Linked DNA regions of Homo sapiens: region 1 is linked to region 2. Evidence: read pairs that join two places in POLR2A ChIA-PET (ENCODE). Cell type or tissue: Panc1. All regions are shown on one strand.

Region 1 (8,000 bases), 83 kb before region 2:
GCCAAGTGAGGCCAGTGTTTCCAGGAAGTGGGAGTGATCAGCTGGGTCCAGTGTTGCCAATAGGTCAAGAAAGATGAAGACTGAAAGCTGACCTTTGGAATTGACAAGTGAAGGTCATTGTTGACCTTGACAAAGGCAGTTTCTGGGAAGTGGTATGGACAAAAATCTGACTAACATAGGTTTAAGAAACAATGAGTTAGGCCAAGAAAAAAAGAGAGAACACAAATTACTGATATCAGAAATTACAGAGGTGACATCACTACAGATATGATGGGCAATAGAAGGATAATAAAAGAATACTATCAACATCTTTATGCCCACAGATTTGATAGCCTAGATGAAATGGATCAATTCCTTGAAAGACACAAACTGCCAAAACACACAAGAAGCAATAGACAATCTGAATAGGCCTGTATCTATTAAAGACATTGAGTGAATAATTAATAACTTTTCAAAACAGAAAGCACCAGACCTAGCCCTAGATGGATTCACTGGTGAATTCTACCAAATGTCTATAGAAGAAATTCTACTAATTATCTACTTTCTCTTTCAGAGGATAGATGCAGAAGGGGATACTACTTCCTAACTAAACCCTAATACCAAACCAGCCAAAAACATTACAAAGGAAACTATATACCTATACACCAGCACTGAACAAGTGGAATTTGAAATTAAAAACAGTATAATTTACATTATCACCCCCCAAAATGAAATACTTAGGTATAAAACTAACAAAATGTGTACTAAATCTATACAAGGAAAACTGGAAAACTCTGATGAACAAAATCAAAGAAGAACTAAATAAATGGAGAGATATTCCATGTTCATGGATAGGAAGGCTCAATAGAGTCAAGATGTCATTCTTTCCAACTTAATCTATAGATTCAAAGCAATCCCAATCCCAGTCTCAGCAAGTTATTTTGTGGATATCAACAAACTGATTCTAAAGTTTACATGGAAAGGCATAAGACCCAGAATAGTCAATACAATATTGAAGAAGAGTAAAGCTGGAGAACTGACACTACCTGACTTCAAGACTTAATATAAAGCTGTAGTAATCAAGATAATGTGGTGTTGATGAAAGAACAAACAGATCAAGGCCAGGCACGGTGACTCACGCCTGTAAACACAAACACAGCACTTTGGGAGGCTGAGGCAGGCGGATCACAAGGTCAGGAGATTGAGACTATCCTGGCTAACACAGTGAAACCTCGTCTCTACTAAAAATACAAAAGCAAAATTAGCTGGGCATGGTGGCAGGCGCCTGTAGTCCCAGCTACTTGGGAGGCTGAGGCGGGAGAATGGCGTGAACCTGGGAGGGGGAGCTTGCAGTGAGCCAAGATCACACCACTGCACTCCAGCCTGGGTGACAGAGTGAGACTCCGTCTCAAAAACAAACAAACAAACAAACAAAAGATCAATAAAACAGAACAGAGATCCCAGAAATAGACCCACATAAATATAGTCAATTGATCTTTGACAAAGGAGCAAAGGCAATATAATGGAGCAAAAAAAAAGTCTTTTCTTTTCTTTTTTTTTTTTCAGACAGAGTCTCATTCTGTTGTCCAGGCTGGAGTGCAGTGGTGTGATCTCGACTCACTGCAACCTTCACCTCCTGGGTTCAAGCGATTCTCCTGCCTTAGCCTCCTGAGTAGCTGGGACTATAAGCACAAGCCGCCACTCCTGGCTAACTTCTGTATTTTTAGTAGAGACGGGGTTTCACCATATTGGCCAGGCTTGTCTCGAAATCCTGACCTCAAGTGATCCGCCCACTTCAACCTCCCAAAGTGCTGGGACTACAGGCATGAGCCATCACATCTGGCCAAAAATAGTCTTTTCAACAAATGGTACTGGAAAAACTGGACATCCACATGTAAAACAAACAAACAAAACCCAAATCTAGATAACAGATCTTAAATTTTTCACAAAAACTAACTTAAAATGGATCATAAAACTAAATGTAAACCTCAAAACTCTAAAACTCCTAGAATATAACATAAAAGAAAACTTAGATGACTTGGGTATGGCAATAAATTTCACTCACAGGATTAGAGTAAGGATTAAATAAAATAATACTTTAAAACATTAGAACAGTGCCTGGAATGTTTGCTTTGCATAATCCCATGATCCCCATGGCTATGAAGAAATCATGTTTTGGTATATTCAATTATATTTTAATTGAGCCACAGAGGTCATTTAGCAAGCCCATTAGTTAGATAAATTTTTTGACATACAAATAAATTATCTCTTACTTGATCTGTTCAATTAAAAAACAAAACAAATAGTTCTTCTTTTTTTTTTTTAACAATGCTATCTTGGGAACTGTGAGGTCTCCTGTCACTAGGTTGCCCCTGGGTGGGCTCCAGGAGAGTGACACAAGGAGCCTGAAGGTCATCTGACCCAGTGTCACTCACTGGCTGCCAGACGGATTCATAGCTGAGGTTTTTGGTCGGAAAGGAATTCACAAAACTTTTTTTTTTTTTTTGAGACCGAGTTTCGCTCTGTCGCCCAGGCTGGAGTGCAGTGGCGCGATCTTGGCTCACCACAACCTCCGCCTCCTGGGTTCAAGCAATTCTCTTGCCTCAGCCTCCTGAGTAGCTGGGACTACAGGAACGCGCCACCACACCTGACTAATTTTTGTATTTTTAGTAGAGACGGGGTTTCACCATGTTGGCCAGAATGGTCTCGATCTCCTGACCTTGTGATCCACTTGCCTCCACCTCCCAAAATGCTAGGATTACAGGTGTGAGCCACCGTGCCCGGCATTCACAAAACATTTTAAAATTTTACTTGCCAACATTTAAAAATCAGGAGATTTCATATAAAAACTTGATTTCCAGACTTAATAAATTGCAAGATCTTGCAACCCTGGGCCTGAAACCCTGTAGCACAGCCTTCTGTGGTACAGAATAAAGGCTTCCTCCTTTAGCTAGGCTGGTATCCTCCCGTGCAATACAGCCCCACTGTTTCCAGCCCACTTGCTTCTCTCATTGGCTCCTCCTTGGTTCCTATAGGTACCTGAGTTTGTAACTACTAATTAGTTCAATCCTTCTCTTTTTAGATGCAGAGGCCGAGGTCCTGAGAGAAATAGAGAGCTGGAACTGGAATCTTAGCCATCAGACCAGGGCTCTTTTACATGCCTTGTGTTGTTTTATATTTGGTTGTTTTGAGAAAAAGATAATAGCTTAAAAAAAAAAAAAGGTAAGACATAGTGGGGGGCCGTGCAAGGTGGCTCACACCTGTAATCCCAGCACTTTGAGAGGCCAAAGCAGGCAGATCACAAGGTCAGGAGTTCGAGACCAGCCTGGACAATATGGTGAAACCCTGTCTCTGCTAAAAATACAAAAAAAAAAAAAATTAGCTGGGTGTGTTGGCATGTGCCTGTAGTCCCAGCTACTTGGGAGGCTGAGGCAGAAGAATCACTTGAACCCGGGAGGTGGAGGTTGCAGTGACCTGAGATCACACTACTGCACTCCAGCCTGGGTGACAGAGAGAGACTCCATCTCAAAAAAAAAAAAAAAAAAAAAAGACATAGTGGGGAAAACTAAAATTTAGGGATTTTTAGGCACCATTTAGGTGATTAAATTGAGATAAAGGAAAAAGTGGAGGTCAGTAGAATTCCTTTTCTCTGTAGAAAATAGCTTCATTGTTTTGGGGGAAATGATATATGTTCAGTGCAAAAGATTCCAACAATACAGATAAGTACAAAGAAGACGGTAAAGATTCCCCCAAATTTCACTTTTCACTTATAATTTCCATTAACATTTTGATATGTACATTTCTATGTCCCCTCTTGACATATTTATAGATACACTTAATCTAACACTGTCTCAGCTGGGGATTATGTGTGAGTGTGGGGTTTTAGAGTTCCCACATAATCTTCATCAGCTTCTCTCCAACCAATTATTTGATATAGCCAATTGGGATATTTTTCAATTATATTAAGGTGCTATGCAAATACAAGGTCAAGCCTCCTTGTTTGACCCAACTCCCTTCTAATGAGATTGTTATGTACACATCCAGCCCACCTATATAGAAATTCTGAAGCTGCTAGATTGCATGTTTTTCTGAATGAGAGTGTCCATACAAGTCACTCTCATTATGTTCTGTAATTTGATTTTCCCACCAATAATATTTCTGGAATATTTGTGTCTAGTATATAAACACAGACTTTTAAAAACCCCCACAAATTTCCCTTTTAAGAACACCCTCAGCATCCTCAAGACAAGCCAGTTGGTCTCTTACATAGACTTTGCTCCATCTGACTGATGCCTGGGAAAATGGGAACACCTGATTGAAACCCATTGCGCACATTCTAGTCTGTTTGATTGTTCACAATAGGCACTGATGAGAACAATTAGTTTCTCAATGATTGTATTAGTCAAGATTTAATGCAATAGTGTTGCACAACAGGTAACTCCCAAATGTCAGTGATTCATAAGAACAAATATTTATTTTTCACTCACTGGTCTGTGCACTGCATGTGGGTTGTCCAGGCTCACTTGGGCTTAGGTTTGGGTCTTTCCTATGTGTTTCTCATTCCAGGACCCAGGCTAAATGGGCAATGGCTACTTGGGGCATTCTCTCCTCAAAGCAAAAGGCAGAAATGCAGGAGGTCATGCCAAATTTCACAAACTCATATAAAGTCTCTGGTCAGATATAGCATATGATACATCCACCCACATTGTATTGACCATGCCCAACGTGAATTAGGTGGAGAAGCGTACTTTATCTATAGTAAACCATAGCAAGCTTGGGGAAGGAAGGAGTTGTGAAACAAAAATACTGCTACCACAGGGACTAATCAGGATGGACAATAAAATAAAATTTAGCCTGAGCCCTACTGTTGAGCCTTATAAATGCAATCTGAACCCGTACCTCCTGAGAACTGCAACACCTTCACGTAGTGTATCCCAAAGACCCTTGATCCTCTCTGATCATATTCACTCTGCCTTTACATTTGATATGCTTTTTGCTCTTCAGGGTCATGAGCACCACCTAGGTCTATACAAATGAAAAAGGTTAAACTGCCATATCAATTTTTGAACCTTAAGAGAGCTATTTTCACTTTTCCCCTTCCTTGCCACAGTTGCACTGATCAGCAAATATTTCTGAAATTTCCCTGTGAATAAAAATAAAGAGTATTGTTGCCAGGCAACAAATAAATAGAGAATTATTTTTATGCTTTCTGGAAGGTGTAGCATCTTGCTGCAGTGTTTCCAGGGAGAACCCCAATTGTTAAGTTTTTGGGGTTTTTTTTCTTAAAGACAGGGTCTAGCTCTGTCACCCAGACTGGAGTGCAGTGGCACAATCATGGCTCACTACAGCCTCGATCTCCTGGGCTCAAGCAATCCTCTTACCTCAGTCTCCCTAGTAGTTGTTACTACAGGTACATGCCACCAGGCTCAGCTAATTGGTTTTGGGTTTTTTTTGTTTTTTTTTTGAGATGGAGTCTTGTTCTGTCACCCAGGCTGGAGTGCAGTGGTGTGATCTTGGCTCACTGCAACCTTGCCTCCTTAGTTTAAGTGATTCTCTTGCCTCAGCCTCCCGAGTAGCTGGAATTACAGGTGTGCGCCCCCACGCCCAGCTAATTTTTTGTATTTTTAGTAGAGACGGGGTTTCACTGTATTGGCCAGGCTGGTCTTGAACTCCCAACCTCAGATGATCCTCCCTCCTTGGCCTCCCAAAGTGCTGGGATTACAGGCGTGGGCCACTGCGTCCGGCCCCAGTTGTTTTGTATTTCTTATAAAGACGGGGTTTCACCATGTTGCCCAGGCTGGTCTCAAACGCCTGGACTCAACCAATCCACCTGCCTTGGCCTCCCAAAGTGCTGGGATCACCGCTTACACCCCAACTGTCAAGATTAATCAAATGCTGGAAAATGGAAATTTATTAAACAAGACTAGCTTGAGTAAGAAATTCCCTATGCTAAGGGACAACGAGAACTATTTAGATGAAACCTTTTACCAAATCAAGCATTATCCCATGACATTCATTGTCTCAAGTTAACTCTTTACTGTATGTCAACTGCTTTTCTAAATTTAATGCAATAATATTTCATCAAAATCACAAATGACATGCACACCATTTCCACTGCTGGACGTTTAGTGAGTATATTGTGGGAAAGAAAAATAATAATATCTTACCCATTAAAAGGTCCACGGCTGAGGCCCCTATAACAAAAGGCAGATTAATAAAAGAAAACCATGGCCAGGTGTGGTGGTGGGCGCCTGTAATTCCAGCTACTTGGGAGGCTGAGGCAGGAGAATGGCTTGAACCCGGGAGGCGAAGGTTGCAGTGAGCCGAGATTGCACCATTGCACTGCAGCCTGGGCAACAAGAGTGAAACTCCATCTCAAAACAAAACCAAACCAAACCATATATATATACATATATAATTTTTTTTTTTTTTGAGATGGAGTCTTGCTCTGTCACCCAGGCTGGAGTGCAGTGGCTCAACCTTGACTCACTGCAAGCTCCGCCTCCTGGGTTCACGCCATTCTCGGCACACTGCAACCTCCACCTCCCAGGTTCAAGTGATTCTCCTGCCTCAGCCTCCCAAGTAGCTGGGATTACAGGCGCCTGCCACCACATCCAGCTAATTTTTGTAGTTTTAGTAGAGACAGGTTTTCACCATTTGGCCAGGCTAGTCTTGAACTCCTGGCCTCAGATGATCTGCCTGCCTCAGCTTCCCAAAGTGCTGGGATTACAGGTGTGAGCCACTGATCACAGCCTGAATAAACCTTGAAAGTATTATGCTAAGTGAAAGAGGCCAGTTACAAAAAACTACATGTATGTAATAAACAATAAATATTTGGTCTTTGACTCCAGTTTCTGACACAAAGCTCCCAAAACTCTTAGAATCTCTGGAGTAATAAGTATCTTTTGCATGCTGATGAAATGACTGGTGGCTGGTAACTCCTAGATAACTGTAGAATGGGGGATGGTCTCCAGGAAGACGAGGCATGATTAGAGGGTTGGATGTTTCATTCCCACCCCCTGACCTCCTTGGACGGGAGAGAGGCAGGAGATTGAGCTAATCACCAATCACCAGTGATCTAATCAATCATGGATAAGTAATGAAATCTCCATAAAAACCCCTAAATGTTGGGTTTGAAGAGTTTTCAAGTAGGTGAACACATCGAGGTACTTGGCAGGGTGGTATGTCAGAGCAGACATAGAAACTTTGTTTCCCTTGCCCATCTACCTTGTCTTATTTTTCTGTTCTATTTCTCTTTTCCTAGTTTGTATCCTTTGGAATAAACTGGTAATGGCAAGTAGACCATTTCCTTGAGTTTTGTGAGACACTCTAGTAAATCACTAGGCCTGAGTAGGGTCTCATGAGATCTCCAATTTATAGCTAGCTGGTCAGAAGTAAAAGTAGCAACCTTGCACTTGCAATTGGTGACTGAAGAGGGGATGATTCTGTATGAATGAGTCCTTAACTTGGTGTGACACTAATTCTGTGGAGTGTGTTGTCAGATTTAAATTGAGTTTTTGGACACCCAGTTGGTGTCTGGAGAACTGGAGAATTTGGCTGATATTAGGAAAAAAAAACCCACACATTTTGGTCTTAAGTGTTAGTGAATAAAAATAGCTCACCACATATTCTATGATCCTTTTGTGAAATATTGATAATAGGCAAATCTCTGGAAACAAAGTAGATTAGTAGTAAAGTCTGGAATGGCTGAGAGAAAATGAGACATTGTGCCTAGAAATGGCGGGTTCTTGGTCTCACAGACTTCAACAATGAAGCCAAGCACCCTCACAGTGAGTGTTACAGTTCTTAAAGGCGGCGTGTCCACAGTTTGTTCCTTCTGATGTGGAGATGTGTTTGGAGTTTCTTCCTTCCGGCTGGGTTCGTGGCTCGCTGGCTGAAGAGTGCAGCTGCAGACCTTCGCGGTGTTACAGCTCTTAAGGCAGCGCATCTGGAATTGTTGGTTCCTCCCTGCGGCTTCGTGGTCTCGCTGGCTCAGAACTGAAGCTGCGAACCTTCCCGGT
Region 2 (8,000 bases):
ACTACCTCATTTTTTGCTAGGACTCCATTAATAGCCTATTGTCTTGTCTCTTTACTCCTAAACTTACTCTTGTCAGTCATTCTTCCACACTTTTCCATAGCACTCTTTCTAAAGTACCTAAACTGTGCCAGTGGTTCCTCATCTTCAGAATAGTCTGACCTTCTCAGCTTGGCATAAGATGCCTTTCATGATCTGGCCTCCACTGTTTGTTTTCACCTTTTGCTTCCTTTCCCCTTCACATCCTAAATCTCATGCATTCAAATTATTTGTCCTTCCTAGAAGGATGCTTCTTTGCTTCTGGGTCTCTGTATGTGCTTTTTTCATGTGTTCTTACTTCCTGGAATGACAGACTCTCCATGGTTCATTAACTGTACAAGATTTGACTAAAGCGTTACCTTTTCTGCAAAGACTTCTGACTTCCAAGTAAAACCAGGCTCTTCCCTCTGGGCTGACTTCCTGATTTGTTGCATATCTCTGGTGTAGTTGTAATGACAATATCTTGAAACTGTTTCGTATTTGTTATCCCCTTCCAATTTATGAGCTCTTAGAGGACAACAATTTTGATATAAGGATCTTCATATTCTTAGTGTTTGGCTTAGTTTAATAAATGTTTAATGCAGTGGTTTTCTTTTTTTTTTTTTTAATTTGCTGTTAAAATTTTTTTTACACATTTAAAAACTATAAATAGAGATGGGATCTCACTTGATCACCCAGGCTCTTGAACTCCTGGGCTCAAGTGATCCACCTGCCTCGGCTCCCAAAGTTCTGGGTTTGCAGGCATGAGCCACCACATCCAGCCATGGAATGGTTTTCAATGTGGCTTCTGTACCAGCAGTATCAGCATCTCTGGAAACTTGTTAGAAATGCAGATTCTTAGGCCCCACTCAATATTTACTGGATTAGAAACTAAGGGGGTGGGTCCCAGTAATCTGTGTTTTAACAAACTTCTCAGGTGATTCTGATACCTTATAACAAATCCTGCAGGTGATTCTGATAGTTCTAATAGTTAGAAAATTATTAATTCGTCCAGTGAAACGAATGATTGACAACATTCACAGAGAGGAATAAACTCTGATCTTATGATAAGTGGAGGAGAACCCTGTTCAGTCTTTAGAAAAAGGAAACAACCATGCTGTAGTGATGGCTGCAAGAAATTAAAATAGTGAGCCTATATAGTTAGATTGACAGTTTTGTTTTTTTGTTTGTTTGTTTTGAGACGGAGTTTCACTCTTGCTGCCTAGGCTGGAGTGCAATGGCGCAATCTCAGCTCACTGCAACTTCCGCCTCCCGGGTTCAAGCGATTCTCCTGCCTCAGCCTCCCGAGTAACTGGGATTATAGTCATGCACCACCACACCTGGCTAATTTTGTATTTTTAGTAGAGACGGGGTTTCTCCATGTTGGTCAGGCTGGTCTCTAACTCCCGACTTAAGGTGATCCACCCGCCTTGGCCTCCCAAAGTGCTGTGATTACAGGCGTGAGCCACTGTGCCCGGCCAATAGTATTTTTGATGTCATGAATTCAGGCTCAAAATCTGTTCTGAATCTACTAACTTAAACCTTTAGAGATTAGTTAAACTAAAAGGAAGACACAAGCTTGTTATTGAAAAAATTACTCATAATATCGCCATCAGAGATAACCAAATTATCAATGATTATTTCTAGATAATATGATTTCTATTCTTTTGCTTATGCATGAGATTTTCTGCAGCTACGTATTTTTTATTTGGAAGCCTTTATATTTAAGTAAGTTGAAATATTAATATTTTAAGAAATAAGTTGAAATAAACTCATCTGAAGTTTTTACCCTTATGAAGGTGTCTTTTCACTTTTTTAAAACTGACAAAAATTGTGTATATTGTGTACAATATGTTTTGAAATGTGTGTACATTGTGGGATGGCTCAATCAAGGTAGTGTCTTTTCATTTTCTAACATTTAAAGTGGGAATTAAAGAAATAAGATAAATCCTGGGTCATATTATATGTAGTTTTACTTAACTAATTACTGCTTATTTTTATGGATCTGTGTATGCTTTACAAAATACTTATTGAATATTGTGTTGTTCAGTAAGCTTCTGTTATAAGGCTGGGCACTAGGTTTTTACTTACAGTGCAAAACATTGTTTTTGTGGGATAATCCAAATCAAGTTGATATCATTTTAACTTAGAGGATTTCTTTCAGGAAAGTAGCCTGTCATAAGAATAAAAACCTTAAGAAATCTTGATTCTTTTCCTAGTTCTAGAACAGATTCAGGCTCCTTTTAAAGGAAGATATTCATAGATCTCTTCACATGGTGATTTAAATTATTTTTATTATATAAAGTCTAATGCTTGTGTCTGCTGAGGCAACTAGATATACTTATTTTTTTTGGCTTATAGTTCCCAAATAACTCCAAACCCCAAAATTATAAATTAAATGTACTTATAAATTAAATGCCGTAGAAACTATACTGATTTATAAGTACTTATAAATTAAATGCCATAGAAACTATAGAACTTGGTAAAATTCAAATTAGAAACATCAATATAACAACTGATGTTTTGCTGAAATTAAATGCCAGTGTTGGGTTTAGTAATAGAAAGAAATATTTTTATATTTTATTTTTTACTGGTTATTTCCATTTTAAGCATTTTAAACATGATCATTATGGGAATCATTGTCATCATAGATATTACTGTTTTTAAACCTAATTTCTTTTTTTGATGGGCCAGTTTAATGGTACTTTGTAAAAATAGTACTGAAAAATACAAATTTAGTGTCAAATTCTTTTTTTAAATTAGGTAAAATTGTATATATTTACAGTACATGAAGTTTTAGAGTATATATATGCATTATGGAATGGCTAAATCAAGCTAATTAACATATGTATTACCTCACATAGTTGTCATTGTTGTGAGAACACTTAAATCTAATCTCTTGGCATTTTTCAGTACAGCATATTGTTAATAACTATAGTCACCAAGTTGTACAATAGGTCTCTTGAAGGTATTCCTCCTGTCTAACTGAAATTCTGTAACCTTTGACCAACATCTCTCTCCCCAACTCCCTTCCCTACCATGGCCCCAGTCCCCGGTAACTACTGTTGTGTTCTCAACTTCTGTAAGATCAACTTTTTAAGGTTGCATGTATGAGTGAGATCATGGAGCATTTGCTTTTCGGTGCCTGGCTTGTTTTATTTAACACAGCAGTCCCCAGTCTTTTTGGGCACCAGAAACCGACTTCATGGAAGACAGTTTTTCCATGGACTGGGTGGGGACGTTTCAGGATGAAACTCTTTTACCTCAGATCATCAGGCATTAGTTAGATTCTCCTAAGGAGCATGCAGCCTTGATCCCCAGGCGTGCGCAGTTCACATTAGGGTTTGGGCTCCTATGAGAATCTAATGCCGGCACTGCTGATCTGACGGGAGGTGGAGCTCAGCGGTAATGCTGTCGGCTCACCTCCTGCTGTGTGGCCTCGTTCCTGACAGGCCATAGACTGGTACCGGTCCACAGCCCAGTGGGTTGGGGACCCCTGATTTAACATAATGATGAACCTTCCAGGTTCATTCATATTGTTGCATATGATGGAAATTCCTTCCTTCTTTGAGGCTAAATAGTATTGCATTGCGAGTATGTGTGTGTATAATATATATGTGTGTGTATGTGTATACATGTAACATATACACACACATATATATTATACATACACATACCCACAATGCAATACTATTATGTACATATGTGCATATACACACATACACGTACCAGATTTTCCTTATCTATTCATTTGTTGATGGAGTTGATGGACAATTAGGTTGATACCATATCTTGGCTATTGTGAATAATGCCGCAATGAACATGGGAGTACAGATATCTCTTTAACGTATTTACTTCCTTTGGATTTCTTACTGTCACCTTTTTTATTACCTATTTAAGGTTACACTTATTGCTGTGAAGTATTAGAAAATGTTTCATAAAAAGAACCAGTCTGCCTGGTGCAGTTGAATATGGAATTGACTGCTCTGGGATACTTTGAATTTGGCATGCCTGTGTGTTGACTTTCTTTTCTGTTCTGTCTGCATCACTTGGCTTCACCTTGGCCCCAGTAGGATTATAAACACCATTGCAGAGGTGGGCACTGCAATCTTGTGGCAGCATTCAGATATAAAGACTTAAGACATATATGTTTTTTTTAGCTTAACATGGAAATGAAGACAATTTTTAAATTCTTAGAGAACTCATAGATCTTCAGGAATAAGTCCTTAGATTCAAGCAACTCCAGTTTTATATCTATAAATACTATTACTATGATTCTAATAAGTCCATGAACAGTAACATGTAAGTAGCATTTAAATACTCACAATATTAAAAAGCCCTCACCAAAACATTGAACAGCTAGCCTAGTTTTGTTTTGTTTTGTTTTGAGACAGAGCCTCACTCTGTTGCCCAGGCTGGAGTGCAGTGGCGTGATCTTGGCTCACTGCAACCTCTACCTCCCGGATTCAAGCAGTTCTCCTGCCTCAGTCTCCCGAGTAGCTGGGATTACAGATGCGCGCCACTGTGCCCTGCTAATTTTTTGTATTTTTAGTAGAGATGGGGTTTCACCATGCTGGCCAGGCTGGTCTGAACTCCTGACCTCGGGATCCACCTCCCTTGGCCTCCCAAAGTGCTAGGATTACAGGCGTGAGCCACCGCGCCTGGCCTAGTTAGCCTAGTTTTAAACCTTTTTAAAAAATACTTGTGTCAAATTTAAATCACGTGATTTTCTGTCATTAATACTTTTAAGTCTATTTTTAATTTTTGTCTGTTGTACATCCCCCCTACACTTTTTCTTGCCCAACTTGTTATCCCCATTTTCTCACCATCTCTCCTGCTACGTATTTATTATGGCTTCATGGTTCTGCTAAAGGTCACAGTTCCCTGTCCTGATGTACAGGGAACTGATTGATGTGCCATCCTTCCCCCTTGATTGGCCCTTAGGTGGACATATAACTCAAACTGGGCCAATTAAGAGTCTTTACCTGAGGTTCTTCAGATTGAAAGCTAAGAGTAAGAGTCTTTTATTCCTTGTAGATTAAACTGGGATGACATGAGAGTGGAAATTCCTGAAACCTAAGGTGTTTCACTTTACCTTCTCATCTCCTGAAAATTATCCGTAGAGGAAGTCATTTGCAATAGGATAGGACAAGATTTAACAAGACGGAGAGAGAATCCTGGTCATGATGGAGTCTGCATCTTTTTTATCTTTTTTTTTTCTTCAGACAGAGTCTTGCTTTGTTACCCAGCCTGGAGTACAGTGGCACAATCTTGGCTCACTGCAACCTCCGCCTCCCAGGTCCAAGAGATTCTTCTGCCTCAGCCTCCTGAGCAGCTGGGATTACAGGCATGCACCACCACGCCTGACTAATTTTTCTACTTTTAGTAGAGACGGGGTTTCACCATGTTGGCCAGGCTGGTCTCAAACTCCTGACCTCAAGTGATCTGCCTGCCTCGGCCTCCCAAAGTGCTGGGATTACAGGTGTGAGCCACCATGCCCAGCCAAGTCTGCATGTTTAATACTGTAGCTGCTCCATTATATTTCATCAAATTGCCTTTTTGGTTGAAGCTAGTTCCAGTTGGGTTTTTCACTTGGTACTAGAAAGCATCCTTAAATAATCGGTGTTATAATTTATAAGATTTATCCTTTTTTTACATATCTAGGTGAAGATGGAGCTGGAAAAACAAGCTTAATAAGAAAAATTCAGGGAATAGAGGAGTATAAGAAAGGAAGAGGATTGGAATATTTGTACTTAAATGTGCATGATGAAGACAGGGATGGTGAGTGTCATTTGTAACATAAATTTCTGAAGTCTATTTTGAGGTGCACTGCCATTCACATTAGTCTTTGATTTTTTTTAGTGTGTAATTTTTTACTAGAAGTTCTGTGATGTCATGCTGGTCAAGAAATAGCTATGTTTAGCCATACTTTTATTAATTTGGGATTGGGATTCATATATGATACTTTTAAGCATCTTAAGGTATCCTGGTGTGCAGATACTTCTTTCCTACCATACTTGAAGAATCTCAGTTTTTCAGTTCATCTTCCCTCAGATAGTGATTGTTTTGTTGACTCCCATTTCACTTTCTAATTTTCTGATAAAAATATTATCTACTCAGCTTTTTTATCTATCAGCTATTTTTTCTTCTGTAGATCACTTGCCTTCTCATTTTTGTATATGATATCTTGAGTATGCATATCTCTATCTGCTGATGGTAAAAACATAAACAAGTTATGCATCCTCTGGTTTTGGATTAAGAAATATGAAGTAGAGGATGCTACAGTTAAGTCATTTTAGGCCTTTAGATAAATTAGCAGATGGCCTAAACAGTTGAACTTTACTGGCAGTTAAGTCATTTTCGGCCTTTAAATAAATTGGTAGATGGCCTAAATTGTTGAACTTTGTCAAAGCCAATAGCACATCTCCTGTGGAGATGCACTAAAATACCAAGTGGTACTGTTAGTTGGATGATGAAATGACTTAATCTTGTTGCCTTGGTTACTTTGTTTTGTCTGTTGTAGATCAAACAAGATGTAATGTTTGGATCTTAGATGGAGACCTATATCACAAAGGCCTCCTTAAATTTTCACTGGATGCCGTATCTCTGAAGGATACTCTAGTTATGCTGGTTGTTGACATGTCAAAGCCTTGGACTGCTTTGGATTCTTTACAGAAATGGGCAAGTGTTGTTAGAGAACATGTTGACAAACTGAAAATCCCTCCTGAAGAAATGAAACAAATGGAACAAAAGTGTAAGTAATCTAGAAACAGTAATGTAGGTTTCAAATACAAAATGTCTTGGCTGACTTTAATCATTAGGAATTTTTGACTATAAAAAAGGTTTAATGAAGTAAGCATATTGTAAGTACTTTTTTTTTTTTTTTGGAGACAAGAGTCTTGTTCTGTCACCCAGGCTGGAGTGCAGTGGCGCAATCTTGGCTCACTGCAACCTCTGCCTCCTGGGTTCAAGTAGCTGGTATTACGGGCACCTGCCACCATGCCCTGCTAATTTTTGTATTTTTAGTAGAGACGGGGTTTCACCATATTGGCCAGGCTGGTCTCGCACTCCTGACCTCATGATCCACCCCACTCGGCCTCCCAGAGTGCTGGGATTACAGGCGTGAGCCACCGGCCCAGCCTGTAACTACTGTTTTTAAAATTCTCTTTAGATGATGTGCTAGGTTTTAATATAGTTTCAAATTAGAAACATAAGACACAATGGTAAACTGTTTAGTAGAGATGCCTTTTCTCCTTGCCAAAAAGCTGTGTGTGTTCATTTTGGAAAGTAGCTTTGCAGGGTGAAAAGATTGAATCTTTCTTCAGCTGCTCATTTTCAGCAGTTTCATTTTTTAATTCGTAATCTTACTGACCTTGTCAAAATGAAATGTGCCTAGAAAGATGTTGACAGTATACATATAAAGATATTAAAATGGTTTTATGATTTATAAAGTACATATTTTGTACATGCCTATGTGAATTGGAGATTTTTATGGGAATTATGAAAATTGTATGAGTCATTTCTAACAGGTTGTAAGCCAGCAACATTTTTTATTTTTATTTTTGAGTCAGGGTCCCACACTGTTGCCCAGGCTGAAGTACAGTGGCACAATCTTGGTTCACTGCAACCTCTGCCCGCCCCCCCACCAGCTCAAGCCATCCTCCCATCTCAGCCCCCTGAGTAGTACAGGCACGTACCACCATGCCTGGCTAATTTTTTTTATTTTTTGTAGACATAGGGTTTTGCCATGTTGCCCAGGCTGGTCTTGAACTCCTGAGCTCAAGCGATCCACCTTGCTCAGACTCCCAAAGTGCTGGGATTACAGGCATGAGCCACCACGTCCGGCTGCCTGTAACATTTTTTAATGTCACTTAGAGTTCTTCATTTGCCAATATTGTGCTTTGCATAAGAAAATACATAGGTGGGCCAGGCGTGGTGGCTCACGCCTGTAATCCCAGCGCTTTGGGAGGCTGAAGCAGGTGGAT

What was found. ChIA-PET counts read pairs that join two places held together with the same protein. Peaks named below come from ENCODE experiments on the same cell type or tissue, not always from the same donor. Only the 100,000 strongest peaks of a DNase experiment are listed, where the experiment ranks them.
Region 1: POLR2A ChIA-PET joins it to region 2 with 5 read pairs; 4 of 35 experiments call an interaction of 5 or more read pairs at or near these places.

Annotation. Positions count from the first base shown.
Region 1 is chr3:32,626,842-32,634,841 of GRCh38, reverse strand. No RefSeq gene overlaps it. Among named protein-coding and RNA genes, the nearest start is that of CNOT10, 54 kb to the left of the region's middle. In Panc1, no CTCF peak of the experiment used is centred here; a DNase peak (open chromatin) is centred at 4,366.
Region 2 is chr3:32,543,645-32,551,644 of GRCh38, reverse strand. DYNC1LI1 (dynein cytoplasmic 1 light intermediate chain 1) reads left to right here. Exons shown (of 13, transcript NM_016141.4): 3 at 5,680-5,796; 4 at 6,539-6,769. Among named protein-coding and RNA genes, the nearest start is that of DYNC1LI1, 23 kb to the left of the region's middle. In Panc1, no CTCF peak of the experiment used is centred here; no DNase peak of the experiment used is centred here.